Regions from separate parts of the Homo sapiens genome. Here all the other regions are linked to region 1. A link is a loop called in an ENCODE intact Hi-C map of the cell type or tissue named here. Cell type or tissue: HepG2. All regions are shown on one strand. Each heading gives the region's core, and the rest is flanking DNA. Links, peaks and the distances in the headings are about the cores only.

Evidence for each region. A loop is a pair of places that touch in the nucleus more often than their neighbours do. Peaks named below come from ENCODE experiments on the same cell type or tissue, not always from the same donor. Only the 100,000 strongest peaks of a DNase experiment are listed, where the experiment ranks them.
Region 2: a loop joins it to region 1, with 4 times the contacts of the local background. A loop is called at or near these places in 2 of 110 quality-filtered maps.
Region 3: a loop joins it to region 1, with 3 times the contacts of the local background. A loop is called at or near these places in 2 of 110 quality-filtered maps.

The regions. Positions count from the first base shown.
Region 1 is chr6:142,326,225-142,336,915 of GRCh38, forward strand. The region is part of intron 2 of ADGRG6 (adhesion G protein-coupled receptor G6); the gene reads left to right. Among named protein-coding and RNA genes, the nearest start is that of ADGRG6, 30 kb to the left of the region's middle. RefSeq lists a silencer at 8,148-8,442. In HepG2, for the core only: no CTCF peak of the experiment used is centred there; a DNase peak (open chromatin) is centred at 5,077; H3K4me3 peaks cover 1,251 bases.
Region 2 is chr6:142,249,927-142,260,617 of GRCh38, forward strand. LINC02919 (long intergenic non-protein coding RNA 2919) reads right to left here and starts at 9,992. Exons shown (of 2, transcript XR_001744395.1): 1 at 9,478-9,992. In HepG2, for the core only: no CTCF peak of the experiment used is centred there; a DNase peak (open chromatin) is centred at 9,845; H3K4me3 peaks cover 1,056 bases.
Region 3 is chr6:142,261,408-142,272,098 of GRCh38, forward strand. No RefSeq gene overlaps it. Among named protein-coding and RNA genes, the nearest start is that of LINC02919, 6.8 kb to the left of the region's middle. In HepG2, for the core only: no CTCF peak of the experiment used is centred there; a DNase peak (open chromatin) is centred at 4,284.

The sequences.
Region 1 (10,691 bases), core at 1,053-9,052:
GAACAATTCATGTACACGGATTTAAAGTGGGATACATCAAAACAAATTCAAAACTTTATTGTTTCTCTGCATGTCCTCCCAGCAAAAAAAAAAAAAGATTTTTCTTAATAAGTGATTTCTAGTTGTGTTTCCCTTTCCTTTCTGCAAAATTGTGAATTTTCAAAACTCCCATACAAAAAGAAATGGTAATGAAAAATTAACTAGAATTTTAGAAAGATAATTGGCATATCTTGCTGGACCTAATTATTTACAATATACAATAGTGATCGTGAGTTTTCAGACTCTTGGCTTTTTTTTTTTTGGTTTCTTTGGTCTTGAATATGGTTCAAGATGAGTGTCACACTGAATACCAACTCCTTGTACAGAACAGAGTTTTGTTCTTATGTACCCCTTGACTGTTCATTGTTCTTTTAAATTAATGGTGTGAGAACAAACTCATTCTATGAGACTGAGATCATCTGTTATCAAAACTCCGTTATTAGGTGGAGACAGATAAATCATGGCTGAAGTGATCACAGAAGCATCTGTGGAAAGAGTCATGCAGTCATGTTAAGTGAGGGTTAAGGGTGTGTGTATGTGTGTGGAGGGGCATGAGTGATTAGCTGGCTCTGAACCCTTTTTGTAGACTTGTGGGATTTATATTTGCATACATTTGCTTTTTATTTGAAAATCTTTTTACTTTAAGAATCCTTTTAAGATTAATTGACACAGATCATTCTTTCAGAAACTGATGGCATCCAGAAAACGTTTAGTACATGATTTAATGATTTAGTACCAAATCATGGGTATTGTGAAAGTACCCAAGATAATTTCTCATCTTGGTCTGATTATGAAAGACTAGTATTCCATCTTGCTCCAGTACTTTGTTTGGGTGTGTATGCTTTATTAATTAAGTTGTTTTTAGATGTAATGCAGTTGTCAGTGGGGTAATATGACTTTTCTAAAAATGTTTTAATTTTTAAAGCCTCATAAAATAAAGAATGAGGCAAATGAACCATAGATTTAACTTAATGATAGGCAAAAAGATAAAAAGAGGAATTCATTAAAAAAAAAAAGTCTTTGGGGACTAGGAGGAACTGGAAGTACCATAACAGCAACTTTCTGTGTAAACTGGAAAATCTTCTCATTCAAACTTAACACATGGAGTTCACCGTCTATATTAGGAAATGTTTTGGAACACAGTGTGAAAATCAGCTGTAGCAAGAAACAGATTTTAATTAATACAGACATAGAGTAAACCTCTGAGGCTGAACATCGTTATTCAATTCAGTTGGAAGATAAGCTACTAGATATTTATAGGAAATGTGTATTATCATTTCCCTCATTGTGTAGCACCAGAACTCTTCTACCTGCACCTGATGGCTTCTTACCTGTCATCATTCCACTTCCCTTTCTCTGCAAGAGTATTATGTAACCAATCTTTATTCATCCTATTTGGGAAGTCAGCTATTTCTATAAAGGGTAAGCTCTTTATCAGTTTTTTCACTGAATTCCCTTCCATTTACTCCTCCACTTTTTTACAAATCTTTTGAGTTGAAATATGCCTCCATGACTCATTGTAATGATCAGTAATCATAAACTAGTGTTAACATTTAATTTTTTTGAAAGAAAACAAGAATCCTACATTTTGAGATTAAATCAAATTTGATCAATATCTCAATAATGTTACTTTATTTTGCATATTGTTTCTTGGTGTGTAATTTTTTTTTCAGTTACTTCATCAGATTCTTACAATTTCTCCCTCCTTCCCAAAAGGCAAAAGAATTATTTTTCCTACGTTACAGATAAGGAGACCAAAGTTAGGAATACTTAAGTGCCAGCCCTATGGGAAAACAGAAACAAAACAGAACGCAGTTCTTCAGACTCTTAGTCCTTAGTCATTGTTTTTTCCATTATCTTGGAGGTAAACCTCCAAAGGGCCCACCAATATCAAGCAAAGGCTATGGAGGTTTACACCTCCTTACATGCTTATCCTTTTGTTTTGTTTTGTTTTTTTGAGACAAGGTCTTGCTGTGTTGTCCAGGCTGAAGTGCAGTGGCATGATTTCAGCTCACTGCAACCTCTGCCTCCTGGACTCAAGCCCTCCTCCCACCTCAGCCTCCTGAGTAGCTGGGACTATAGGCACACATCTCCATGCCTGGCTAATTTTTGTGTATTTTGTAGAGATGGTGTTTCACCATGTTGCCCAGCTGGTCTCGATCTTATGAGCTCAAGTGATCTTCCCACCTTGGCCTCCCAAAGTTCTGGAATTACAGGTGTGAGCCACTGGGCTGACCTGCTTATCCTTTTCTGATTCCATTTCTTTCATCTTGATAGCCAGGAGTCAGGTTGTGTTTTTTAAATCTAATTATAGTTCAGTAATTGTACTCAACAAAATTTCTTCTATTATGTTTCAATTATAAGTATTGCCAGAGAGTTTTATACCAGTGGTTTTTCAAGTGAAGTCTGGTCTTGGAACCAACAGTAGAGTATCACCAGGGAATGCCATAGAAATGCAAATCCTTGGGCGTCATTACAGACCTACTGAGTCAGAAAGTCTGGGGTAGCGCTCATTGACTTGTGTTTGCCCAAGCTTTCCAGGTGATTTCGATGTTAGCTAAAATTGGACTGTTTTAAACTCTTAATCGATGAAATTGACATTGAGGTAAATTGTAGTTTAATTTTTGTCCTGAGCTACCTAAAAAGTCTGTCCAGCATTTATAATATTTTTCTTACTTATATCCACATCCCCACATTGGCTCCCTGAGATGGTAGTAGAGTATAATGGTTCAGTGTGTGGGCTCTGAAGATGAACTGTAAGTTGGAATACTGGTGTTATTACTTACACTTCATATGGGCCCTGGAAAAGTTACTTCTCTGTGAAATGCAGTCATGGTACTTCCTGCCTTCTGAGGTCTTTGTGATAATTAAATAAGTAAAATGTTAGCTATAGTTGTTATTATTTAGCACAGTTATTTGCACAATGAATCATGAAGTATTGTTTTGGAAAGTAATATTTTAAGTTTCAACCAAGGACTTTAAAAATGAACTTTTGGGGAGACAACCAATTTGGGAGAGTTTCTGGGGTAATATATAATCTTCATGGCTCATTAGCCATATTTTTTCCTTTCTGAGTGTTGTTTGCAATTTCATTTTAATAATTTATTAGTAACTAAAAGTAGCTATAAAGAAGACATTTATGCCAAAATATTTGAAGGTTATTTTCTTCATTTTTCTCTAATATTTTCACTTTTGAAAGGGAAGAAAATAATTGTATAAGCATCAGCCATCTTCTGCAGCCTTTTGCATCTATTTTGTTACCTTACGAGATCATCACAGTCCTTACTAAAACAAAAATTGTCACAACGTGAGTGAATTTAATATAAACTAGCATTTCCCCCTTCCCTTAGTGAATAATCATTGTTTGTAGAAAAAGCTCCCATCATTGAGTCATGTTTGTGATCAACACAAAGGGTAAATGAAAGGACCTTAGAGTGGTGAATAGGTATTCCTGCCTTGAGGGTTTCTTTTTCATTTAAACATTGGTGTACAAATACTTCAGTAGCTAATGCATTCTTGGTTACTCCTTAAGATATCTTATTCTTCTCTAAGTTTTTCTAATTGCAGTGCAATGACAACAGTCACATATCTGCCACTTATAGGAAGGGAGTAGAAAAGGAGGAGGCTGGGAAGACAGCTGTGTAAAGGTGAGATACGTGAGCACTGATGAACTTCACTCTCCACTGCAGCCCATATATAGCCTGCAGTTGTGTGCTTCTTTATTTTAGTCTCTACTAGGCTCTGGCAAGGAAAACAACATATTCTGCTGGAAGAAATTTTTCATTTGCCACTGCAATTTTTTTTTTTTGCCACTGCAATTTTTTTTAAAAGGGAGAGGTTAAGAATTAGGTGGTATTTGGTTTTCTGTTCGTGTGTTAGTTTACTAAGGATAATGGCCTCCAGCTCCATCCATGTCCCTCCAAAGGACATGATCTCGTTCTTTTTAATGGCTGCATTGGATCAGGAAAAATAACTAATGGGCTTAATACCTGGCTGATGAAATAATCTGTACAGCAAACCCCCGTGACCCAAATTTACCTGTGTAACAAACCTGCACATGTACTCCTGAACTTACAAGTTAAAAAAAAATGAAATAAAATGTGGAAAAAAAATTCGGTGGTGAAAACATTTTTTTCTTGATGTTATTCTCAGCCAAACAAGCTCATGCAAGCCGGAAAGATGTGGGAGTAAATATGGCAATGCCATTCATTAATCATGAAAACCATATTAAGGAAAGGGCTTCCCCTAACCCTCAATGTAATATACTAGGTCACCAGATCCATTTTTAGATTCAGAGATTTCTGTTCTCTGTTCAGAATCAAGAAACAGATGATGTATTACAGTTTTGCCTTTCCCTTCAGGAAGAGGAATAAAATATGCTTGAGAAGAAGATGGATTTGATTTTCTATAACCTTATAGTATGGAATGCATTTAGTGGGCTGAAAGTTGCAAATATTGTATATGCCTTTTCCCCTGATTGTCATTAATTTGGGGTTTTGAGGAGGAGGAATTTACAACTTACTCTTTCCATTTTCAAAACCAGAGTATAAAAACATGCTCTTTCGACCTTGAAAAATTGATTTTCAATTTATTATACATCAGAGGAACTATAGCCAATATTTTTAGAGTATATAATTCTTTCCCATGTAAACAAATTCAGAATTGTTTCTTTAAAAAAAAAGCTTTTTAAGCTTCATTTATATAACTGGACTTGAGGAACAGTTTTTCTATGGGAACTCAGAAGCAAAACTTGCCTTTGCCTGAAGTCACCGACTGGGGCCCAGGGAAGCCAAAGCTCCTTTGGAGTTGAGGTCAGACATGGCTGTATGTGACATGGACATTCTATGGAATACAGCAGGGTAGAAAAGAGTTAAAAAAAAAAAAAACTATCAAACTAGTGTTTTTCAGTTGTCCTGGACTTTTTAGTGTTTCCCCACTAAGGTCTAACCTTTGCCATCTGTATGCTTTTAGATCTGAGAAGATATGCTGCCTCTTTTTTTTCACTGCCCCTCCCCTCTGAATCTTATGGCTCCTTTAAAGTGTATAGTTCAAAGAAAAGCCACAGTGAAAAGAGCTGTGTCTTTTTAGGCCTAGTGAGACATATCCTGCAGCCCATGGGCTTTGTGTGAGGCTTTCTGTGATCTCATCTTGCAGAGTCAGAAATGAAAAGAGATTCTTCTGTTCTGTGTCTGTCGGTATAATCATCATGCTGTATGACGAAAATGCAGTGGGAACCCAGCAATGACATGACCCTCTGAAAAGGGTACTTTAAAAAACTTTTTAGAAATATTGTTAACTTGATCTCATTTTGCTTTCCTTGATGAAAATAGTCCTGAAATGCAGTGTTATTTACAGAATGTAGATCTAGATTGTTACTTTTTTAAAAGCAAAAATATTGATTACTGTTGGCAGTGTTAATGGAATAGAATAATGAAAACTATTGCCTTCTCTGTTTTTTTTGTAAACGCTCTTTTTTTGTTTAGTGTATTTGTGACTAAGTAGGAAAATACGTGTCACTGCTTGCTAGCACCCCCTCACTCCCCTCATTAACTAATCATTTTCATTCACAGCTTGTGGAATTTGGCATGTTTTCATGTTAACTTTTTTGTCTAGTCATTAGGCCATCTTTTAGTGAGATGCAAATAAATGTTATCTCAGAAAAGTTAACTGTATTTTTATTAATTCGGTACCATATTGGTATTTTGCAGTAATAACAGCTTTATAATGGGACAATTAAATACAGATCATTAGGTTTTTAGAGTAATATGCTGTTAAATCTAAAATACATATCATTGATACTTCAGAAAAAGAGAAACCATATATAAATATAGGAATGGCTCACAATTCTTCTTAAAGTAGATGGAATGGGATTTAAGATCACAATATAGGTGGCCGCCCCTTTTCGATCACTGTAAAATAACTATACATATGTAGTATATTATTGGTTCTTTTAGTTGTGAAAGATTCGAATACTGAATGTTTGCAGCAGAGAGGCTGACTTACCACATAGTGATGAGTAGGTAGAAAGTCCTAGCATATTAGTGATACCTCTTCTAATTTAATTCACAGAGAAACTTAAGCATATTTAGGTATTAGGTGTCTTTACATAGACATTGAAAGTTTTTTATTTTTAATTATTAAAGTAAATTTTGTAAATTTCTGGCTTGAGACCTCAGTTGGCTCTCTGTTCTCCACTAAATTCGAATTTTTTAACTAGCATGTTTTTTGCTTTTTTTTTTTTTGTGAAGGAAGTCTGGGTTAAGCAGAGTTGACGTTCTGCTGGCTTAGATAATGAGCCACCTCATTCCAAGGCAGTTTCTCTAGGAAATGATTTCCCTTTCTTATAAATCTTGCCATGGGGCTTGGATGTCATGTGGACATAAAACATTATTACTTACCACGCCAAAAATGATAGCTTTTGCAAGAGAGACACAATATAGTAGATTGTGTTTATCTTTTAGACATCTATTGTTATCTTTGGGATTTTAAGTTAGTGAAAATACCCTTCGGCCTTCATCCTCCCAAGCAACAAGTAAAGGACCATAATATGGGCTGAAGGATCGTGGCAGTAAGAACAAGCCAGGAGGAGTTCTTGAATCTTCCAGGTAAGGGCTTCTGTCAGACGCCTGGAAAGTTAAGCACATGGAAGTGCTAGTGTGCAGTTTAGTTATCATCCTAGCCTAAGTACACTAGGAAATATACTGAGCGTAAAAATAGCTTGGCAGTTACTGACTGAGAATTATTTGAACTGTTGCAAAAGCTAGAGTGGAGATGGTCACAGGTTTCCATTATTGAAATGGTGATTGAAATGGTGATAAGTGTGGAAAAGTATAATCCTGTCATGTGCCTTACATTTCAGAGCAAAGAGAATATATGATGCAAGTCTTGATTGAGACAGTATTAAATTATTTTCTTGCTTGAATTTGTCAGTCAGTGACTCAGTTTGATTTGTCATTCAAACTCCTCTAGGGGACAGAATGGGAGACCCAGATGGTTAGAAAAAGAGCACTGTCTGTATGATGACTCCTTTGTTTTAACTCATCACCAAGCATATTTGTTGGTTTTTCAGGGTTATATCCCCTCTGACCCATTGTACTATTTCCCTAAGAGTTTACATATAACATTAGGATCACAAGGTATGGCAGACCTGGACTATCAGCTTGTTTTTCTTATTGATATTAATGTGTGGTGTAGTGAAGACTGAATGTTGCAGTCAGGCAGAATGGAGATGTAATCTCACTTTCATCACTTAAAAAAGTTTTTTTTAGTAGATATAAGGTCTCACTGTGTTGCCCACGCTAGGCTTCAACTACTGGGCTCAAGCAATCCTCCTGCCTTGGCCACCAAAAATGCTGGGATTACAGGCATGAGTCATCATGCCCGGCCACCTTCATCACTTTTGAGCTTCAAGGTCTGAGAATCTGGAAATATTACTTAGGGTTCTTATCTTTTCAAGATGAGATCAATAATACCTACTTCACACTCTGGTGAGGCTGAAACAATACAATAGATATCCATGTCCCTGGTACATTGTAATTTATTATTATTGAGAGATGAGGAAATTGAATCACAGAGAAGTTAATGGATTTGTCCATCATCACATTAGCACTAAGTGGCAGGGAAGGACTTTAATTCCGGCCTTCTGTCTCTAATCCTATGGCTTGTCCACACTGTCATTGCTCTTAATTCAAATATATTTTGGTGAATAAAATCTTTTACCAGGGATGGTATGTGGTGTAAATTACCACTGATAAATGATATCAGATTTTTGTCTGAAGGAAGAAAGTCGGTTTTCCAACAAATGAATGGATATGGCATCTGTTTTATGATAGTTTCAGGATGTTTCCAAGGTTTACCCCAAGATATGAATGTTCAACTTGAAATTCTAGAAATATGATCATTAATGGAAATACAAAGTTCTTAGACAAAAGATGGAAGAAATAATTCAGGAAGGAAGCTAAGAAGAATAACATTTCACATAAAAAGCAGGGAATCAAAAACAGTGTTTGGCTAAAGGAAAAAGGTGGTAAAGACAAGAGAAGGAAAAACAAAACTACTCCACATTGCCAGATATATTACACTTGTTAACACTAGGGAATCCAGGCTATCTATACCATCCTATGCCCCCTAAAACCATGAAGTGAATTTGCAAACATTAACAGATTATAGAAGTGCTGTTACCTAACTCTCCACACGTAGCAGAAGCCCAAGTGCCTGTAGAGTTAGAGCTGGGAGTTATGAGGAAAAGCTACAGGAAGTATGTCTTGGCCCAGAATAAGGAAGAACTTTCTGACAATAAGATGTGCCAACAGTGGAATGGCTTTTTCCCCAAAGTAATGAGCTTCCTGTCACTGGAGAGTCAGGTAGCTGCTAGAAGATTGGCAGGGTTGCAATCAAGGGTCTCTAGCATGAGGTCAGAGTTTGAATCGGGTGAACCTGAAGGTCCCTTACCAAGATTTTGTGATTCTATGACTGTTTTGGTTACACCTTTTTTCTCTTTCATACTCAGTTTTACTGTGTTTCATAAGTATCTTTTAATAAACAGAGGGCAGTACTTAGGCTTATGAAATAAGATGAACTGTGGCAATCCTTTTAAAACAGTAATCAAATGAAATTCAAAATAATATGTTAGAGGGAAATAAACAAAATATAAGATTTTTTGAAAGCCATATTGTTTAAAACCTGTGGGAGTGATTATAAATCTTAATAGAATGAATAAAGGTGATTGGCACTGGACAAAAGCATGTCTAGAAAGAGTTTATTGTTGCATTTAGCAGCATTCTGACAGGAAAGGGCTTACACAGAGTGCAGTAGTAAGAAAGCAAAAGACGTGTTTAAAGAGCTACAGGCAAATATTCTTGTTTATTACAGGTGATCGGAGGATAGTATTGAGAACCAAGAGATCAGAAATAGTGTTAAGTCATGGGGAACCTTGAATTTCAGGTTTAGATGTTTGGTTTTTGGTGGACACCTGATTTCTTTTGATGGTTTTGTTGTTTTTGAAATAGAGATGGACATGATGTGAACTTTTTATTACACAATTATTGATCTTGGTAGTGGTGGGGAAGGAGTTTTTAAAAAGGAGGATTGGAAGGGAAGTAGAAAAAGTTAGGTGAGAAAATCGAAGGCCAGAATATAAATAGAGAATGAAAATGGAGAACAGGGGAGCACAAGAAAGCCTTTTACAGTTAGAAGTAGTGAGGATTCAGTTCCTGGGAGGACAGAGCTGCCTTTCATTGCAATGGAAATACGTGGAGAGAAAAGCTTTGGAGGGCATCAGTGGGAAAGGAGGTTGTCTTGTCCACTGGTGTCCCACACTGCAGAAGTGGTGCATGGAACAGAGGTCAGGAGTTGAGATCCCGATTTGGAAGTTATTTACACAGAGGATGAATCTGCAATCATGAAGTCTGATGAAATTCCAATAGGAAAACCATAGGGGGTGGGGTGGGAGAGAAAAGAGATCTCTGAGCTGAACTATAGACAGCAGCAAAATTTAGGGAAAAAGGAGAAAAAAGTAATCAGAGAAGAAGGTGTTATAGACTACTTAATGATGTAAGAAGAAAAACCAAGAGAATATTTCTTGGAATCTGAGAAAAGAAAATTTCAAGAGAATGTAATCAGGGATCCTTTGGGAGCCCCTGTAGTAAGAAGTAAGAAAAAAATGTGAGATGGAAGTTTCCATGGGGGATGTGAACCATCCCTTCAAGAGGTTTGGAACTGGGGTGGCCATATAATTTTGTAAATGTGAAAGAACAAACAGTAAAATTACATTAGTCAAAGTTTTGCTTGTTACTCAAAGCAACTTTTTATGATCTCTTTTTTCCCCTTCTGCATGATAGCAGTGCCTCTCTGTGTGCAGGTCTATGTGCAGGTCTTCCATGCAGCAGGCAGCTCAGACTTCTCTCAAGGATAAAGGCTTTATGTGGGATAAATTTGTAATTTTGATTCAAACTCCAGTGGAAGACAGTGATTGTTGCTATTTTTCTTCCTTAGGGAGAAGTAGACAATCAGGGCATGCTAACATGGAACTTTCAGTTCTCTCTGAAATACTGTTATGTGTGCAGTAACCTTTTTCTAAGATTGATTTTTGTTTAGTAATTCAGAAAGGGCAAATTCCCTGGTCACAATTAGTTTCATCATACATACAGATAACACCATAATTTTGGAGTACTTAAAGGTTTGCTTGTTTGTGGTTTGCTCTCTGGGGTTGTGTCTGGGGTTGAAAATAAATAACCACAGCCCTTGGTTCAAATAGCTTATCTGTTACATGGTAGCAGCTACAAAACATGCTACTGATAATCAAATATAGCAATTCTACTAAAATAAATGTAACATCCACCATATGTATATTGAGGCATGTTCTAAGGAACTGTGTACTATGTTAGCATTATATGTATTTATATGTAGACACATACATAGATATATTTGTACATAGATAACACACACATGCATATTTATTACCTTCTTTTATGACACCCTCCTTAGAGGGGTGGTATTATTGTCACTATGCAGATGAGCAAACTGAGTTTGTGAGAGATCTTATAAGTACTCGATCTCAGATGGATATAAGAACTGAAGTGAGAAATGGCCCTGGGGCAATCTGTTTTCGAACCTGATATTCTTTTTCTCTGCATCATGCTGTACTACCTAGG
Region 2 (10,691 bases), core at 2,427-10,426, 75 kb before region 1:
TAATTACCTGTTTCAGTGTACAAGAAAAATAGGACCTATCTCCCGGTGGATGAGCATCCTTTAAACCTTTATGATGCACTTGAATTACAGCTATTAATAGCGAGCTCATGGAAGAATGAGTAAGACATTCCTACTCATTAAAGTTCTCCCAAATGATACATCCTAAACTTTAAGTTCCTTAAGTGGCTGTAACTTTCCATTAATTAAAAAGGAACAAAGTTTCCTTTTTAAAAAATTTCTAGGAAATGGGGCCTTGAAATTCATCTTCTCTGAAAAAAATGGTCAATTCCTTTGTGACTAATTATCTAAGGTATTTTTCTCTTTCCTTTTCTTCTCTGTCTCCCATTATTGGAGTGGAAGAAAGAGTGTGAGTAGAGTCGTCCTCTCCTTTATTTCTAGGCTTCTCCAGGAGTTTATATGGATCAGTGAAGACTAGTAAGGATTCAAAAAATGTGAAGACATAACGAGTGTTGAAACCATTATTATTTATATCTTTTTTGCTACTGCTGTTACCTTGCTAATTTCCATTTCACATGTTAACTTTCCATTTTCAGTCAGTGGTTTTCACGTGCTCAAAAGTCTTAGTTTCTTTCAATGCTCAGTGTTAAATATCAGATAAGTAAAAAAAGTTCTTAAATTTACATGGAGGTAAAAATAAATTAGTAAAGAACGGCCGGGTGCCGTGGCTCACACCCGTGATCCCAGCACTTTGGGAGGCCAAGGCAGGTGGATTGCTTGAGGTCAGGAGTTCGAGACCAGCCTGGCCAACATGGTAAAACTCCATCTCTACTAAAATTATACAAATTAGCTGGGCATGGTGGTGCATGCCTGTAGTCCCAGCTATGTTGGGAGGCTGAGGCACGAGAATTGTTTGAACCCAGGAGGCAGACGTGGCAATGAGCCAGGATCACAGCACTGTACTCCAGCCTGGGTGACAGAGTGAAACTGTCTCAAAAAATAAAATAAAATAAAATATAAAATAAAATAGTAAAGACCGAGGGGGAGAGGTCTGCTCCTTGAAGAACTATCAAACACATTTTGGGGATGTCTTCATCCAAGGACAACTCTGATTACCTGGATTTTTCACCAGAAAGATCTAAAGAGAAAATCAAATTTTATTATTTATTTTTTGCAACTTCTATTTTGGATTCAGGTTTGTGCAGGTTTGTTACATGAGTGTATTGCATGATGCAGAGATTTGGGGTACAAATGATCCTGTCACCCAGGTAGTGAGCATAATGCCCAATAGTTTTTCAGCCCATGTCCTCCTCCCAGTAGTCCTCAGTATCTGTTGTTCCCATCTTTATGTCCACGTGTAATCAATATTTAGCTCCCACTCATAAGTGAAACATGTAGTTATTTGCCTTTCTGTTTTTGCATTAATTTGCTTAGGTTAATGGGCTCCAGCTGCATCCACGTCAATGCAAAGGACATAATTTCTTTCTTTTTTATGGCTGTCTAGTATTCCATGGTGTATATATACCACGTTTTCTTTACCCAATCCACTGTTGTTGGGCACCTAGGTTGATTCCATGTCTTTCCTATCGTGAATAGCGCTCTGATGAACATTTGAGTGCATGTGTCTTTTTGATAGAACTATTTATTTCGCTTTGGGTATATACTCAATAATGGGAATGCTGGAGCAAATAGTAGCTCAATTTTAGGGTCTGCAAACCTAGTTTTCTTAGTTTGAAAAGCAGTTATATAATTTCATTATTATTCAGTTTGTAAATCTGGAATCATTTCTCAATAGGATGATAGTGTGTTTAAAAAAAAAAGACAATCTTCACATTTAAATTCTAATCTGCTGGGCTCTTAAAAAAGCCCAGTTCAATTTGTTTTGTTTTGCTTTCTCACACAGCTGAGATACCACAGCTTTGTAGCATCTACAAAAGATTATTAAGGTGAACTGAGAAAGTTGGTGATTGGAAAGGATAACTTTCCAGTTTTATTTTTATTCAGATTGCTGATTGATTAGGCTGCAGCACAACCTGAAATTTGGAGGAGATGAGGTTGGTCACTGTGTAGGTTGAAGGAATCCTGCAGAGAAAATGAGTAAAAATCAGAGCCCAAACCAAATCCACGTGTTTTCTATGCACTAATCCCCAGGAGCTTTAAATACATAAAACATGTGGAAAGACATAATCAAGTAGCTATAAATTCCATCATAGAAGTTTTCCAGTGGAACTAGGCAATCAGTCCATTCAAAATAAACCACAACAGGGATTCTTGATGGTGGAAAACATTACAAATAACTTGCAAGCTGGCAAGAAATTACAGCCAATAAGTGTGCTCTAAGAATAGTAGATACCTATAATAAATGATTTCCAAAGGAAATTCCAGTTATTAGAAGAAGGCCAACAAAAGATGTGGGGATGACTTTAGTTCCAGCATGCTCTGTTTCTCTCCACTGGCTTGTGTTGAAAGGAAGAACTGTTTTTTAATTCCCCATTTCAAGTAGTTCCCATGCTTTAATATAGTCAGAAAATGTACATGTTTTCCCCATAATGTAAAAGAGGGCCTCATTCTTTAAGAAAAGAATGGGAATTTCAAACAATTATTACCATTAGCATGTCTAGAGAAGATCATATTTCTATACCTTGAAAGACACATCCACGGAGTTTATAGATGAAGTCAGGTGGTAGAAATAAGGACTAGTCCTTTAAGAAATATAGGCATATGGCCGGGCGTGGTGGCTCATGTCTGTAATCCCAGCACTTTGGGAGGCTGAGGCAGATGGATCACCTGGGGTCAGGAGTTTGACAGCAGCCTGACCAACATGGCGAAACCTCATCTCTACTAAAAATTCAAAAAATTAGCCGGGCATGGTGGCGGGTGCCTGTAATTCCAGCTACTTGGGAGGCTGAGGCAGGAGAATCGCTTGCACCCGGGACATGAAGGTTGCAGTGAGCCAAGATCGCAACACTGCACTCCAGCCTGGGAAACAAGAGTGAAACTCCGTCTCAAAAAAAAAAAAAAAAAAAAAAGAAAGAAAGAAAAGAAAAAAGAAATATAGGCATATAAAGCATACATTTGCTTTGATTGCCCACTAACAGGCCCTGGGGATTTGAAGTCAGACAAGACCCTGGCCTTTCCATCAGTGATTATTCCTGAGTGGAGGATGGGGACAAATACGTATGTTGTCATGTCGCCATATCATTTGTGCAATAAGAGAGGCAGGCAAAAAAGCTCTAAGGAGAGACATCTAAAACACAGTGGGAGGCAAATTGCTTAAACTCCTGTGACCTGGATTTTCTCATCTGAAGAATAGAAACAAGGATAACCAGACTGTGGAAATATTGAAAGGATCAGATGAATCATATTATAATGAAGAATACCATACAAATGTGATCTATTGTTAATATACTTCTTAAACAGGGGTGTCCAATCTTTTGGCTTCCCTGGTCCACATTGGAAGAAGAAGAATTGTCTTGAACCACACATGAAATACACTAACACTAACAACAGCTGATGAGCTAAAAAAAAAAAAAAAAATCACAAAAAAACTCATAGTGTTTTAAGAAAGTTTACAAATTTGGCCAGGCACGGTGGCTCATGCCTGTAATCCCAGCACTTTGGGAGGCCGAGGTGGGAGGATCATGAGGTCAGGAGATCGAGACCATCCTGGCTAACACGGTGAAACCCCGTCTATACTAAAAATACAAAAAATTAGCCAGGCGTGGTGGTGAGCACCTGTAGTCCCAGCTACTCAGGAGGCTGAGGCAGGAGAATGGCATGAACCCGGGAGGCGGAGCTTGCAATGAGCTGAGATGGTGCCACTGCACTCCAGCCTGAGTGACAGAGTGAGACTCAGTCTCAAAAAAAAAAAAAGTTTACAAATTTGTGTGGGGCTGCATTCAAATCCATCCTGGGCCGCATGCAGCCTTTGAGACGTGAGGTGAATTGGACAAGCTTGTTCTAAGATAAAAAGCCTTTAATATGTGCTAAGCACTGTTATTAGCTATTTACATATATAAATCAATCCTCTCAACCACCCTATGAGGTAGATACTATTGTTAGTACTTCACAAATGAGGAAACTGAGGCCCAGAAAGATTAGGTAACTTCTGCACAGTTACACAGCTAAGTTTCAAACCCAGGCATCTGGCTCCAAGCAGAGAATTTACATTGATGTTATTGATGCTTAAGCTTTGGGACTTCTCCTTTGCCTGTGCCACACCAAGACTCTAGGTGGGGTCCCAGTAGTATCTTCATATGGCCATATGTACTTGTAAAATTTGCAAAAGTAAGACATTTTATCCAATTAGTTCAGAATATTCTCCTTTTTGATCCAACTTCAGATCCCTCATGTTTCCCCCCTTGCCAGGTAGAGTTGGAGTAAACATGTCATTTTTGAAATACAGCTAAGGGCTAGTTGAGTTGATGTTGATGACACATTCACTTTGGATTTAGTGAGATCTCTTTATGTAGCTTGCAGTCACTCCCATGACTGGTTGTTGGGGAGGCCTCACATGCTAGTGAGGGTAGAGACAGAATCCAGAGGTTTGTCTGACTCTATTGAAAATTCTCTGTACCCTACACTCCTTTCATGTGTTCAGTAATCCATAAACAGTTTTCTTAATTCTTTCTTTAACTGAGAGGCATGATAGTCTATCCTCAACCACCAACAGCATTTGGCACTACAACTCGTGTCCGACCTGGCTTTAACACACCTTTCTAGGTTATGTCCCCTCTAGATCTCCCTTTACACCATGCTCCAGCCAAAGGGCACTTCTTCCTTTGCTGGGCCATGCTCTTTGCTCTTGCTTAGGCGTTTATTAACTTTCTTGCTGACATGGCACGAAATCTGACATTAGCAAAGATAACATACACTCCTAATTCACCATAAAAAACATCAGCGTCACACTGGTTAGTGGGCGTTAGCATTTAAAATAAGTCAATAGACAAGAAAACTTGAAATGCCAGAAATCTTACAGCTTATATATAAAAAAGGAACTAGAGTTTTTTTTAGATTTGATGAAGATTCTAAAAATACATATGGCATTATCAATAATGGAGTTTGAAGCTGAAAGTTTTCTAAACTATCAGTAACTATAAATATTGGCTAATAATATTAACCCCTCACAATGGTGGAAAGACAGAATTTGCATACTATTCTTGCCAAAATAGTGATATAAAAGTTGTTATAGGCCAGGCACAGTAGCTCACACCTGTAATTCCTTTAGGAGACTGAGGTAAGAAGATTGCTTGAGGTCAGGAGTTCAAGACCAGCCTAGGCAACATAGTGAGAACCCCATCTCTACAAAAAAAAAATGTTGTTACGTGCAGCACAAATTACAGTAGAAGTAGTATAAGATGTATCAGCAGTTAATAAATAAAATATTTTTTCTGGATTTTCTGATTTGGAGAAAGTCTTTGAAAACTGTAATGTTATTTGTTTTGTAACCTTTTATAAATATTTGTTTCATACCTAATGTTTTTTTCTATCCTTAAAGAGAGTTCCACAAAATGTATAACATTTAGGACTGGCCAGGCATGGTGGCTCACACCCGTAATCCCAGCACCTTGGGAAGCTAAGTCGTGAGGATTGCTTGAACTCATTGTTCCAGACCAGTCTGGACAGCATAGCAAGACCCCATCTCTAAAAAAATAATTTTAAAAATGAGCTGGGTGTGGTGACATATGCCTGTAGTCCCAGCTATTCAGGAGGCTGAGGTGGGAGGATCACTTGAGCCCAGGAAGTCAAAGCTGCAGTGAACCATGATTGCGCCACTGCAACAGAGCAAGACCCTGTCTCAAAAACAAACAAACAAACAAAAAAAACAGGACCAAAAAAACTTGGGTTTGTCTCGTGGTTTTTTCCCTAACCCGTTCCCCCAATCCATTTTCCCTAACTCATTTTTTCCTAACCCAATAGCTTTTGGTTTAAGCTGTTCTGATAGTTACATACTGCTTTGAATGAACATATTGCTTTGTTATATGAATTTTGAGTAGTTACATTGATGCTTTAAATGAACCAGAGGGAGACAGGAGCACAGACTGGATAGAGTTCTGCTGGGAGTGACCAAGCTGTGTAGTCCTGCCTCTAGACAGCTGTGTGTGTCTTGAATCCTAGTGCCTCCTTCCTCTAGGTAAGTAAAGTAGTGCCTTCCACTGCATGGTCTGCGGTGATTGTTCTTGGCTCTGGGTTCTGCGGGCCTCTGACAACTATATGAAAAATATTCTTTCTCTTTACTCTGTTATTTTTAGTTTGGCTAATAGGAAATGAATGTGGTTATTTGAAGAGCAGAAAGCAAATAACCAATGATTTCCTGCCTTACGCCTTAAATTTGCTTATCACTCTATTACCTGCATCATTGAGGCTTCCTCCTTATCAGTATTACTAAGTATTAAATATATTAGTCAGTTAGACAGAAACTCTAACAAAATCAATTGCTGCGAGTTAAAGAAAAGCAAAGCAAGTTTCTGGGGCCAAAGGAGCCCAAGCAAAAATCAGAATGCAATAGTAAATGTGGCTCTGGGAAGTAACAAGCCAGGCTGATGGATTACTTTACACCTAAAGCAAAATTATCACCATCAGAGACCTGGCCATCCCAAGTAACAGCTTAGGTCTGTGGTTCTCAATGTCAACTGAATATTAGAATCACCTGGACTTTAAAAACTAAAGTGTCCTGCCCCGCTCCCTTCTGAGAGTCTGATTGCGTTTCCCAGGTGATCCTATGTGCAAATAGATCTGAGCACCTCTGGTCTAGGTGTTAAGCTTTCTGGGGCAGCGGAGAGGCTGGATGCTTATAAACCTTCTCTTAAACAAAGGCTAATATCAGAGCTGGATCCATTTAGTAAAAGAATTCAGTTAAATATAGCTCTCCCAGAAGGAAAAGTATTTTAAGCTATTATTAGTCATTTATACTTTAGTGCAACTCTGTTCAACAAATAGAAGCTTCTGTGATGATGGAAATGTTCTATATTTGTGCGTCTACTTTCTTAGTCCACTAGCCTCATGTGTCTATTGAGCACTTGAAATGGGGCTAGAACAACCGAGTGACTGAATTTTAAATTTCGTTTTAACTCATTTAAATTTAAATCGTTGCATGTGGCTAGTGGCTACCATGTTGGTCAGTGCAGTTCTCGTGTAAATGGGTAATGAGTAAAGTGATAGAGTAGGGGTTACTGTATGCCCGAGGAGAGGAGTGAGAAGGAAGCCTGAGGATGGAAAAAAAGGGAGTAAATGAGGTCAGGTTCACTATGAAAACTCCATAGGAAGAGCAGAGGAGAAGCTATAGCAAAATGTGGCTTTGGGAACGCCTATCATTCTTGGTGCCACCCCAAAATAATGTTGAAGAGAAATTTTTGAGCTAGGGACTTTGGCTCTGATCTGCCCCACCTCTCTTCTACAGACTAGTGCCTGACCAAATAGTAAAGCTCACAGAAGCTCTTGCTGCTGGGAACTGTTGCTAGGAAAGCAGCAAGGAGAAGTGGAAAGAGTAAGACACTGGTGCTTACAAGCCAAAAAAAAAAAAAAGTCACCTGGTATCTCGGAATCACTGTTGCTTCATAGCACAAGTGGTAAGATGTGAGTGTCTACTCAGTGCCATTCAACACATCTGATGTTGCCAAATCAAATCAGACTATAGATGGAAGCCCCTTGGACCTTAAGAGAACCACTGAAATTATTGATTATTCCTGTGGAAAGAGCTGATCCCACTTAAATACTACCCCTTCAAGAGGTATTGTGAAAGAACTTCCATAGGTGCATGGGTGATTCAGTGGTAGAATTTTCACCTGCCATGCAGGAGGTCCAGGTTCATTTCCTGGCCTATGCAACATGGCATCCCATTTTGGCTGGGCGTGGTGGCTCACACCTGTAATCCCAGCACTTTGGGAGGTCGAGGCAGGCAGATCATTTGAGGGCAGGAGTTCGAGATCAGCCTGGCCCACATGGTGAAACCCTGTCTCTGCTAAAAATTAGCGGGTCCTGGTGGCACACGCCTATAGTCCCAGCTACTCAGGAGGCTGAGGCGTGAGAATCGCTTGAACCTGGAAGGCAGAGGTTGCAGTGAGCCGAGATTGCACCACTGCACTCCAGCCTGGAGGACAGAATGAGACTCTGTCTCCAAAAAAACAGAGAAAAAGAACTTCCAGGCCAGGCGCGGTGGCTCACGCCTATAATCCTAGCACTTTGGGAGGCTGAGGCAGGTGGATCACGAGGTCAGGAGATCGAGACCATCCTGGCTAATACGGTGAAACCCCGTCTCTACTAAAAATACAAAAAATTAACCAGGCATGGTGGTGGACGCCCGTAGTCCCAGCTAGTCGGGAGGCTGAGGCAGAAGAATGGCGTAAACCCGGGAGGCAGAGCTTACAATGAGCTGAGATCATGCCACTGCACTCCAGCCTGGGCGACAGAGCGAGACTCTGTCTCAAAAAAAAAAAAAAAAAAAAAAAAAGAATTTCCAGAGGCATGAAGAACATGATGTCTGTAGACGTCAAGACTGGAAGGAATTTTCTAAGCATAAATCTTGGTCCTATGATGTTACAGGCCGAAAGAATGAGGGTCGTGATCAACTCAGTATACCACTGGAGGCTATATGAGTAAGCAACAAAACTGTTTCTCATAAATGCAGAATTGTGACAAACTGACAAAACTGCATCTGCCATCCAGAAGGAATGCTGAGGGCAGTCATGCCCCAAGCGCAGTGTTTCTTGTGATTAGGTACATCTGAAGCCTGTTAGTAACAATATGAACGTGTGATCAATTAAGCAGCTGACCAGTTGTTACCTCCTTCTCCTCGCTTTTGTTACCCAATAAATAGGAGGGGCTGTGGAAGCTCAGGGGTGCCTTTGCTCACTGGAAGTGGGGAGCTCTCTTCTTCTTCCCCGGCTTCCCTTCCTTTAAAACAGTTTCTTTTGTTTTTTGTTATAATTTCTAAGTTCGTCCCTTCGTTCAGTTTGTAATGACGGTCTCAGGCAGTAACAACAGTAACTGCTATAATGACCGTCTCAAGTAGTAACCGTGGCAGTCGGCCACATTATGACAGAGCCTATGGCAGGCCAGTCAGTAACATTTTGTAGATGGCTACCTACACTATTAATTCTCATGAACTGTTCTTTGCCTCTAGTCTTTACCCTATTCCAGAACTAGCGAGTTGATTGCATCAGTCTCTGAGTAACATTTTTTAAAACTTGACAATATGCATTGACAAGGAGTTTATCTAGTTAAATAATTCCTATTTAAATACCTGGTTAATGATATTTGGGTCTTATATCTACCCTCAAATCAATTTTATATTTTTAATGACACTACAGGTCAATTCCTTTTAAGAAAAATTGGCAAAGAAATATTTTTATGTTTTATTTGGATAATGGTCCCAGAGAGCCCTGGCACACATTTTGACAGAGTGAAAAAGGTTCAGGAAAAAACCCACAAGCATAATGAAAACAGAGGGGAAAGGTAAAATCAACAGTAAGTCTTGGATAGAAGTGAAAGTGTGACCATTTGCAATAGCAAAGAGTATACCTGGCTGTCTTTCACAATTCACCTAAGGAGTTGCTCACGGATCTTGCATGGTGGCTTGAACTCTAGCATATTCCTTCTGATCCTGACCGAACAGCAGTCCTCCTCAGTCTCAAGAGCCTCACATTACATGTGTGAGGCCCAGTCCCAAACCAAGGATCTAGAGTCCTTAGGTGCAGCACCCTTCCTACTTGCTCTTTCTGATTCCAGAACTCTGACCTCTTCTTCCTCAGTTCAGTAGGGCCACAGTTTTCTTTCTGGTTGCATTCTACCTCTTTGTGCTCAGAAAATTTTCTCCAGGCACAGAGCTAGCATGAAGTGAGAGTCATCTCGTGAGATTCTCTTCTGTTAGGGATTAAAGGCTTGCACTGTCAATGTCCAAAGTCCACTGTCTGGAAATCATTGCTTCACATATTTTGTCCAATCTTTTAGCTTTATGTTTTGTATGGGTAAAAGTGAAAGTCATTCCTGTTTGATAAGATTTTTAACAAATCCTTGCAATGTTTATAAGAGACACATCAAAATACATTGAATATAATAAAGAGATAGAGAATGATAGACTAAAAAAAAGACTACCAAGCAAAGCTATTGAAGCCTTATTGGCCGGGTGCAGTGGCTCACACCTGTAATCCCAACACTTTGGGAGGCCAAGGCAGGCAGATCATGGGGTCAGGAGATCGAGACCATCCTGGCTAATATGGTGAAACCCCGTCTCTACTAAAAATACAAAAAAAATTAGCCAGGCGTGGTGGCAGGCACCTGTAGTCCCAGCTACTTGGGAGGCTGAGGTGGGAGAATGGCGTGAACCCGGGAGGTGGAGCTTGCAGTGAGCTGAGATCGTGCCACTGCACTCTAGCCTGGGTGACAGAGTGAGGCTCTGTCTCAAAAATAAATAAATAAATAAATAAAGCCTTATTAATAAAATATACATTCCAGCAGCATAATGATAAGCAAAAGGATTACTTATATATTGCTAACAGGAAAAATTTATAGGAAAATACGACAAAGATGAACTTGTATGAGCTTAAAAACATAGCCCCCAAATGCAAAAACAAAATATTTAAACACATAGAGAAATTCCATCAGAGTTGGACATTTTAGCCTACCTCTTCCAGTAATTAATTGATATGAACCTATATTATTTGAAAAATATGATTTATAAGCTTTATCTAATGAACAGATGCACAACTCTGCACCCAGTAATTGAGGGTACACAG
Region 3 (10,691 bases), core at 312-8,311, 66 kb before region 1:
GTTAGGGTGGAGTGGACAAAGAGAAGATGAAGTAAAACATTCTAAAGTTCTCATGGGGGTAGGAAGAAAAGTTATAGGAAAAGGATGGTGAAAGTTTTCTAACATTCTTATGATATTGGGATGGCAGAAAAATAAGGAAAAATTAGAGCATATTAAATGGTAAACTGAAATTTAGGGGGACATGTTTGGGTTATTTTTGATTGATCATGTGAGCAAAGAAAGAAAAGTCAGCCATTGATGAAATGTAAAATTACATCATCAGAAATTCTAAAACAAGGTCATTAAAAACATAAATTGAATACAAATTTGATCAACCCACAGAAATAATAAACAATAAAGATTTGAGAAAATCATGTAAGATAAGTAATAAACTTAAAGTAAAGAAAGAAGGGATACATCATGAATAATCCAAATCTCATGTTGAAATGTAATCCCCAGTGTTGGAGATGGGGCCTGGTGGGAGGTGTTTGGGTCAAGAGAGTGGATCCTTCATGAACGGCTTGGTTCCATCCGTACAGTAATGAGTTCACTCAAGAGTCAGTTGTTGCCCTTGCTCCCTCTCTCACTCCTGCCCTTGCCATGTGAATGTGTCTGCTCCTCCTTTGCCTTCTGTCATGAGTAAAATCTCCCTGAGGCCCTTACCAGAAGCAGATGCTGGTGCCACACTTCTTGTACAGCCTGCAGAACTGAGAGCCAATTAAACCTCTTTTCTTTACAAATTACCCCATCTTGAGTATTCTTTTATAGCAATGCTAGAATGGCCTAACACAATCATGTATAAAATATGCATGCCATGTATAAAATATAAGCAAAAGGATTACTTATATACTGCTAACAAAAAATTCATAGGAAAATATAACAAAGCTGAACTTGTGTGTGTTCAAAAACATAGCCCCCAAATGCAAAAAAACAAAATATTTAATTAAACACATAGAGAAATTTATAAATAGTGCATTCCATCAGAGTTCATCACATGAACAAACATTTCTCAAGAGAAGACATACAAGTGGCCAAAAAGCATTAAAAGAAATCAACATCACTAATCATCAGAGAAATGCAAATTAAAACCACAATGAGATATCATCTCACACTGGTCAGAATGGCTATTACTAAAAAGTCAAAAAATAATAGATACTGGTAAGGCTGTGTAGAGAAGGTAGTACTTATACACTGCTGGTGGGAATACACACTAGTTCAGTCACTGAGGAAAGCAGTTCAGAGATTTCTCAAAGAACTTGGAACTATCAGGTTGGTGCAAAAGTAATTGAGGGTTTTGCCATGATTTTCAATGGCAAAACATGCAATTACTTTTGCACCAATTTATACTATTCAACCCAGCAATCCCATTACTGAGTGTATATCCAAAAGAAAAGAAATTGTTCCACCAAAAAGACAGATGCACTCACATTTTCGTCACAGCACTATTCACAATAGCAAAGACATAGAATCAACCTACATGCCCATCAGTGGTGGACTGGGTAAAGAAAATGTGCTGCATCTACATCATGGAATACTACACAGCAATAAAAAAGAATGAAATCATGTCTTTTGCAACAACATTGATGCAGCTTGAGGCCATTATCCTAGACAAATTAACTCAGGAACAGAAAACCAAATACCACATGTTCTTATTTACAAGACGGAGCAAAACATTGGGTACTCATGGACATAAAAAAGGCAACAATAGATTCTGGGGAATATTAGAGGTGGGAGAAGGAGGCAGACAAGGGTTGAAAAACTTCTGGGTACTATAGTCACTTCCTGGGTGATGAGCTCAATTGTACTCCAAACCTCAGCATCACACAATATCCATGTAGCAAACCGGCATATGTATCCCCTGAATCTAAAATAAAGGTTGAAATTACAAAAAACAAACAAACAAACAAACTAACAAAACAGGAATACCTCTCATCACACTAAAAATAAATAGACCACATTCGATTCGATTCTTCTATTAGAGAGAGTATTTCAGGTTACATCTTACAAGAAGTCCAGAGAGTTAGGAAACACAGAATCAGCTTATCTTTAAGCAGTTTATTAGTTGTATTGTTTTAGTATATTTTTAAGCAGTATATTTTTATTTAGTATATTTTAAGCAGTATATTTTTAAGCAGTATATTAGTAAGTGTTTTTACTTAAAAAAAATCTTCCAACACATTTTCAAGTGATGTATTTCTGGATTAAAAGCACTGGCTTTAATTTTGAATATGAACTGTCCAAAAGCTTAGAAACACAAGAAAAATAACGCATTATTATACCTTTTTCAGATTAACAATTAAAATTTAGATGTAAAATTGTAATGAGAATACTTTTGTAAGAAAATCTAGGAGTAGAGAAAATTTTAACCAACACTGAAAACTCAGAATTATATAACAATTTCAAAATTAAAAGCTTCTGCCAGGCACAGTGGCTCAGTGCCTTTAATCCAACTCTTTGGGAGACCAAAGAGGTGGATCACTTGATCTCCGAAGTTCGGAACCAGCCTGGGCAATATGGCAAAACCCTGTCTTTACAAAAAATACAAACAATTAGCTGAGCATGGTGGCACACACCTGTGGTCACAGCTACTCAGGAGGCTGAGATGGGAGGATCACTTGAGCCTGGGAGGTTGAGGCTGCAGTGAGCCGAGATCATGCCACTGCACTCTTGCCTGGGTGACATAGCCAGATCCTGCCTCAAAAAAAAAAAAAAATTAAAAGCTTTTATATAACAAAACTGTTACAAATAAAATCAAGAGGTGATTATAATGATGGAGAATATTTGTAATGTGGATGTTAAAGCATTAATGTATACTCATACAAGGAGCTATTAAAATTGACAAGAAAATGACAGCTCAATAGCATATCCGATAGCATAACCTAGGAGTACATAAACCACAGAGGAGTTAATCTAAATGGGCAAGAAACACTTAAAAGAAATGCTTGTTTGAAAAAAAAATAAAGCCAAAAAACCCAGAAAGATCACTTTGTACCCATCAGGCTAGTAAAATTTAACAATGAGCTACAACACCCCATTGTTGTCAAAATGAATATAAAGATTACTTTCATACTTTCAATGTTAATGTGATATGTTACAACTTCTTGGAAAGCAATCTAGCAAAATACACTAAAATTAAAAATAAATATATTCTTGACCTAGCCATCTCTCTTGTGGGACTCTGTCCCAATGAAATATAAGCACTAACAGATGTATAAAACTGTTTATTGCAACCATGTTTTAGTGGCAAGAAAACAAGCAAAATGTTAATACCCACTAATAGGGGAGTGGATGAAGAAATTATAGAACACTTACTCTTGTGAACACTTGTTTATAAAATATTATTCAACCATTAAAAATTATTGCTATACTAGTTTACTTGGAAGTAAAGTATAGTTATGGGCTCACTTCTGTCTAATATTGTGCTGTTAAACAGGAATGACAAGTACATATATTCAAAGACACCAGTGTGTTATTAAAAATTGTGCTGAAGCTATTTTGTGTGTGTGTCAAGTTCTCAAGTTAATTTTCCTTCCTGAATACTAACAAAAACGTAATAGATTTCTAAAAAGAATTGTTACAACATACTAGATGAAAACACTTTCTCATGTGACTTTAAATGATGATTGGAAACTCTCCTGTTTAATTGACTGAGAAGACCCAGCTCCCATCTTGGTATTCTTCTAACACAAATTTAATCTTGCAAATAATACCCTGTTCTTTTACGAAACACATCTATAAGAGAATAGTTAATAGGAACAAATTAAGATTTTGTAAAAACTATGATCAATAAAATAAGACAGAGCAGTCAGAGGATCATTATGAGAAAGTTGAAGATTAATAGCACTATTGTCAGTATAAAAGCCATTTTATTCCTGAAAATTACCATATCAAAAAAGAGACCACCACTCACTGCCACCTTATAAATTCATAGTTCCATGTAAATAGGAATACAGTAAACTCTGCAAAATTTCAGACTAAATGAATTTAAATTTTTTAATACAGGACTTCTCAGAGCTTTTATTTTGTTATTCTGATTTATGATCCTTCAAGAGAAGGGTTTACTGTACGTGACTGTGTGACTCCCCCATTTTATTCAGACTCTCTTACTAGATAAATGTTTCTAGGAATATTGAGGACTTCTGCCCCTGAAAGCGATGTATTTTAATGTCCTGTATTGCCTTCAATTTAGTATATGTTTGTTTCTTTATTGGGTTTCTGCTGTATACCTTGTACTATGTTGAAGGCTGGAGATGTAGTGAAGTTCAAAGTCTGGTTGAAAAAGCAGATATGCAAACAAAGTGTTATATGATAGGCTTAGTTCAAGGTTGGCTCTGGGTTAGGACAGTGGAAGATGAGAAGGAAGAACAAACTATTATCTCTATAGTGGAGAGTAAAGCTCCTCAATTGCAGGCAGTCAGAGGAGAAGTAAAATTTAGAACAGGTCCCACACCAGACTGAGAAGTAAAGAGTTTACTTTTAGTGTCTATAATGAGACTGAAACTCTACCTGAGACAAACCTTGATTTCTTTTCCTTTTCTGCAACATCTCTCAAGTGCCTCCCACCTTAGGCCCAAATCCCTGCCAGAAACTCATCTAGAACACTCTTCTCTGGAACTCATAAGTCTAATTCTTTGTTTTCAAACTCACTCCTTCAGGGCTGGACATCTCCTGAAACACTGTTCTTATCCAGAGTTGAAGGTCTCTTTCCTGAATCCATTAAAAGATGACTTCCTTTAGCTTCTCCAGGAATTTGTTTTCTTATCCTATCTCTCAAAGCCAGACTTTTTCTATCGCCTAAGAAAACAGTTACTATATCTGATGTTCTGATTGTTACTAATGTGCTGATGGGGGTGTGTTAGTTTTAGACCTCAGAGAAACAGATGCCAAAATGGGATTAGAAGTGCAAGAGAGATATTGGGGGAAATGCTTACGAAGGGTTAAGGGAAGAGAATAGAAGAGGAGGAGAGTTCGGTCTGCAGTGCAGTTCCGATGCCTGTGGAGGAAAAGGACTGGGTAGGAAGAGGTGCAGTCAGCAGCACAGCTCTAAGAAGACATCCTCTCATGACAAGTCTTAGGTGGTGGTTGTTATTTTCAAAATTACTAGAACTCATGAATATGAGCATAAATGATATGTTTTCATCTATTGTATTGTTGTCTTTATAGATGTCACATCTTTGGTTGGTAGGACCATGTTAGATTGGATCCTGAGTCATTTTGATGCAATTATAGTCTTTGATAAGTTCATTGCCATCTCATATGATAACAGATTCCAAGCTCATCTCATACAATTCCTACCTCAGACCTCAGAATTATACATATCTCTAAGACATGTTTCTTTTAGTGGGAAATATGATTTAGGAACCGGAATCCATTCCTTAGGGGTATTATGATTACTCCTGATCATTTCTAGGCCTTTTCAGTGGACAGAGCTATAAAATATAAATTAATTTTGATACATTCAATGCAAATTCAGAACTGTATTGTTTCTGCATACCCTCAACTGTCTTACAATTACAGAATTTTTCTTTTATCTGATGCAAAGTGTCCTGGTTTTCAATGACAATGGTGACACTAAAATTTGAGTATTACATAACTGTTCATTTGATTTAGTACACTTGAGTCACAGAACACTCTAGAATAATAACATTATTACCACTAATAACATAATTGCTGAAAGAACTAAATATTTAGTAGCTTTTTTGTTCTCTGTATACCCCACTGAAACTATACAAATTTCTGTGTTTTAAAATCATTGGAAATAATTCCACTTGGTGTGGTTGTGCCACCAACTGGTACAAAATAGGTTCATTTAAAAAATTATTTTTAATATTTAGAAATTTTTAAAATTTTAAACTTTTTAAATAATTATATTAAATAACATGTATGTTTCAAAAGACAAATCTACAAGTAGAAGATACAGTCAAAGAACTCTAGCTCCCATCCCTGTCCCTTCTACCTGAGTTCCCCTCTTCACGTATTGCTAACTAAAATAAGATTTATCCTTCCTTTGTTCTTTTTGTAATATAAGATATTATTTTACAAAATATAATAAGATATTATATTACAAAATATACATATTTTATATTACAAAAAGAACAAAGGAAGGATAAACCTTACTTGGTTTACATACATTTTCTTTTTGATAAATAATAGCATTCTAAACACATTTTATCTTGCTTTTTGGACTTAAATCTTGGAGACTGTCCCATAGTAGTATATATAGATATTACCCATTCCTTTTTTACATCTCTGTAATATTCCATTGTGGTTTATATTTTATTCAACCAGTCTCTTGACGACAATTTGAGGTGTTTTCAGTCTTTTGCTGTAACAATATCCCAACCATCTAGGTTGTCATACCTCTATAATTTTTCCCAGGGTAATAGGTGAGAAATTGTATCTCAGTAGAGTTTTAATTTGCATTTCTCTTGTGAGAGAGTTCATGTGCCTTTTTTATATAAGTAAGAACCATATCCCTTTCTTTTTGTGTGAGCTGTTCATTTTACTAGCCTATTTTCCTACAGTATCAGTCTTCTCTATTGCATAAATGAAGCAGGAAAGGGATTGAGAGATATGGAGAAATAAAAAACAAATTGCAATTTGGCTGCTGATGATGAATGAATCCCAGAACAGCTTTCTCACTGTGGCTGTAGACATCTATCAGACCACAATTCAACCTTTCAACAACCACAAAAACATTGGTTTGTTGGCATGGGTAACTCTCTGAGTCCTAGTGAGGTCTCCAATGCTTCACTAAAGTGATCTAAGATACAAAGTACCTGAGATTTTGTTCGTACTCATATTCCTCTTTTTTTTTTTTTTTTTTTTGAGAGAAGTCTTGCTCTTGTCCCCGAGGCTTGAGTGCAACGGCTCGATCTCGGCTCACTGCAACCTCTGCCTCCCAGGTTCAAACGATTCTCCTGGCTCTGCCTCCCGAGTAGCTGGGATTAAGGTGCCTGCCACCACGCCCAGCTAATTTTTGTATTTTTTAGTAGAGACAGGGTTTCACCATTTTGGCCAGGCTGGTCTCGAACACCTGACCTCAGGCAATCTGCCTGCCTCAACCTCCCAAAGTGCTGGGATTACAGGCATGAGCCACCGTGCCCAGCCTATTCCTCTTATTATTATTATTACTTTATATCTGCTGGTTAAATGTACTCTATAAGGAATTACTTCCCAATCTTTTTCAAATAATGGCAAAATAGACAATTATAGTGTTTATATAGTACACCAAGATAAGCTACAAGTAGTTTGGGGATGTTTATATGGGGCTTTCTGAAATTATCTTTACATTACTTAACTATCATAAAAGCCCAAATTATTAGAGATGATATTAAATGTTGAATTTAGATATAACCTCAAAATTACATTTTTTGAATGGGTTAATGGGAAACTTAAGCTTGATTTTGTGAATACATCTTTTTAAAGTTAGTTTGAAATAGCGACATGAAATTCTTAACCTCCCACGAAGAGATACTTTGTTCACAAAATGAAGTGACGAAAATATTACAACCTCATGTTTTAACCATTCCCAAATTTATAACTTTTGAAATTATATTCAGAAAATGAATGCTCCTCGCTCTTCTTTCAACGGTAAATGTCATATGAAAATTTCATATGATCTGTGCAAACATAAGTTTGCAGTCACCCCCTGGTGCTGCTACTGCCAGTGGACCCGGCCAAGCTTCCTTAGACCAGCTCACCTCGGTCTATGGGCCTTTTCCTTGGCCACAAACTCTTCCCGTGGCTCCCCTAGTGTCGGAACACGATGGGTAAAATGGCATTCTCTGAGACCAGTTGCTCAAGAAGTTGTCCAGGTGGTGGATCATCCATTTGGCTTCCCCAGTCACTTCACTGAGGAGAGGTAGTGCTAGATGTGGCTCAGCATGCTTGTCACCTGCAGGGATAGCAAGACACCCCATTGGACCTTGTGCCACCAGCTACTACCTAAGGAGCTTCAAACATGCCTTCTTTGGTCAGAAATGACCATCCCTAGGGCTCCATCTACCTGACAGCTGAAGGGTCAGTATCTCCTGGCACACAGGTGACCCACACCAGTTGAGAAGAGCTGCTATCATGCATTGGTTAGAAAATGCCATTTCTAAATCCTTTCCTTGCCACTCAATAGTGGGTGACATAAGGGAAACAAAGGTTTCAAAAGTTGTTTTTAAATGGAATGTTTGCTAAATTAAAAACAAATTAAGAAGCAACTCTGCTTCAGATTTTATCGTACTCATTTGGGTAGAAATGAGAGTTTTTAGGTAGAAAAAAATTATATATGTGTAACAGCTGTGTTTCCTGGCTTACTTCTCACATTGTCAGAAAACTGTACGTAAGCGACAGGCTATCCTAGGGCACCCTCAGATTCAAAAACTCACCATGGCTTTGCCTAACATTCAATTCACTGCAAACACCTTAGACAAGTGTACAAGTTATAGAGGAATAACAAGAAACATCATTGATGTGGTTTGGCTGGGTCCTCACCTAAACCTCATCTTGAATTGCAGCTCCATAATTCCCACATGTTGTGGGAGGGACCCGGTGGGAGACGATTGAATCATGGGGGCGTTTTCCCCCATACTGTTCTCACGGTAGTGAATAAGTCTCACAAGATCTGATGGTTTTATAAGATTTTTGCTTGGCTCTCATTCTCTCTTGTCTGCTGCTATGCAAGACTTGTCTTTCACCTTCCACCATGGTTGTGAGACCTCCCCAGCCATGTGGAACTGTGAGTCCATTAAACTTCTTTTTCTTTATAAATTACCCAGTCTCAGGTATGTCTTTATTGGCGGCATGAAAATGAACTAATACAATCATCTTACCAAACTTGACTTTCTCTGGCTCATAATAGATATGTTTGCCTATAATGTTATACTCTTTGCAGAAGATATTCTATAATATCACCAGTTACATGTACCTTGAAATCAACTGGCCTATAGACATCCAAATTCTATAAAATGGTTAAGGACAGCATGACTTACATTTTTTATGTGTTCAGCAGATGTAAAGAATACTGTCAAGATCTCTCTCTGTGTGTGTGTGTGTGTGTGTGTGTGTGTGTGTGTGTGTGTGTGTGATGAGGATTCTAATAACATGAGGCAATGATGGGAAGAGAGAAAAAGTAAAGACAGGGAAGAAGGGTGGAGAGGGAAAGGATTGGATGACCAGGATAGAGGAATAAATAGAGATAGGTGGTTAAAGATAGATAGAGATTGTTATAGCACAGAAGCACCAAAGTTATAAATTATTACCCAGTTAATTCCACAAAAATTTAAGTGCCTACTGTACCAGGAGCTGGGGTACAACAGTGGACAAAACCAGATAAAACTCCTGCCATTCGTAGTTTACATTCTGGCTGATTCTGTGCAGCTGCCAAGCCTTAGTAAATAACTTTCTTAAAATATATTCAGGAAACGTCTCTATTCATAAATAGTACCTCTTGAGGGTTTGAAAAGGTACATTCAATCTTTTTTTTTTGTCTTTTTAAAATCTTATTTTCAATTGACAAATTATAATTGTATATATTTGTGGAGTACAAGGTAATATTTTGATATAGGTACACATTGTGGATGATTAAATCTAGCTAATTAACAAATGCATTACCTCACATACTTTATCATTTTTTTGAGATGCAAACATTTAAAATCTACTCTCTTAGCAATTTTCAATACAATGCATTATTAATTATATCCATTATGCTGTGCGATAGGCCTCGAAAACTTATTCCTCTTATCTAACTGCAACTGTCCCCTTTGACCAACATCTCCTCCTTCCCCCCTCCAGCACCACACCACTTCAGTCTCTGCCATTCTACTCCGCTTCTCTGAGCTGAACATTTCTAGATTCTATATATAAATAACATAAAGTAGTATTTGTCTTTCCGTATCTGGCTTATTTCACTTAGCATAATGTCAGCCAGGTTTATTCCTGTTGTTGGAAATGACAGAATTTCCTTTTTAATGCTGAATAGTATTACATTGTGTACACATAACACACTCATATTTATCCATTGATGGACATCTAGGCTGATTCCACATCTTGGCTATTGTGAAAAACACTTCAATAAACATGGGAGTGCAGACACCTCTTTAACATACTGATTTTAATTCTGTTGGATATATACCCAGGAGTAGGATTGCTGGATTATATGGCATTTCTACTTTTAGCTTTCTGAGGAACTTCCATACTGTTTTCCATAATGGCTGTACTAATTTACATTCCCACCAACAATGTACTAGGGTTCCCTTCACTCCACATCCTCACCAACATTTATCTTTGTTTTTAACCACAGCCATTCGAACTGGTGTGTGGCAATACTCACTCTGGTTTTAACTTGCATTTCTCTGATGATTAGTCAAAGATATATACAATTTTTATTTTCAATTTTGAGAAATGTAGCAGATAACCAAGTAGTATACAACTGTCTTAATTTCATGACATACAATGATTTTTTAAAAATGCATAAAACAGCACAAGTGGTTTAATGAAAAGTTATAAAAACAAAGTTGTACATTTTATTACCACTATCTATTTCCATTTCTGTATTTTCAATAGGAATTTTATGAGGTCTGTGTTTTCAGGGAATTCATTTTCAGATTGTAAAATTCCTTCATAAACTATAAAATTATATACAAATGGGTGGTGACAAATTATATTTTCTATTCCTCATATTTCAGGGAGTTTCTCTACCCTCTTCCTGAAGCCTTGACCCA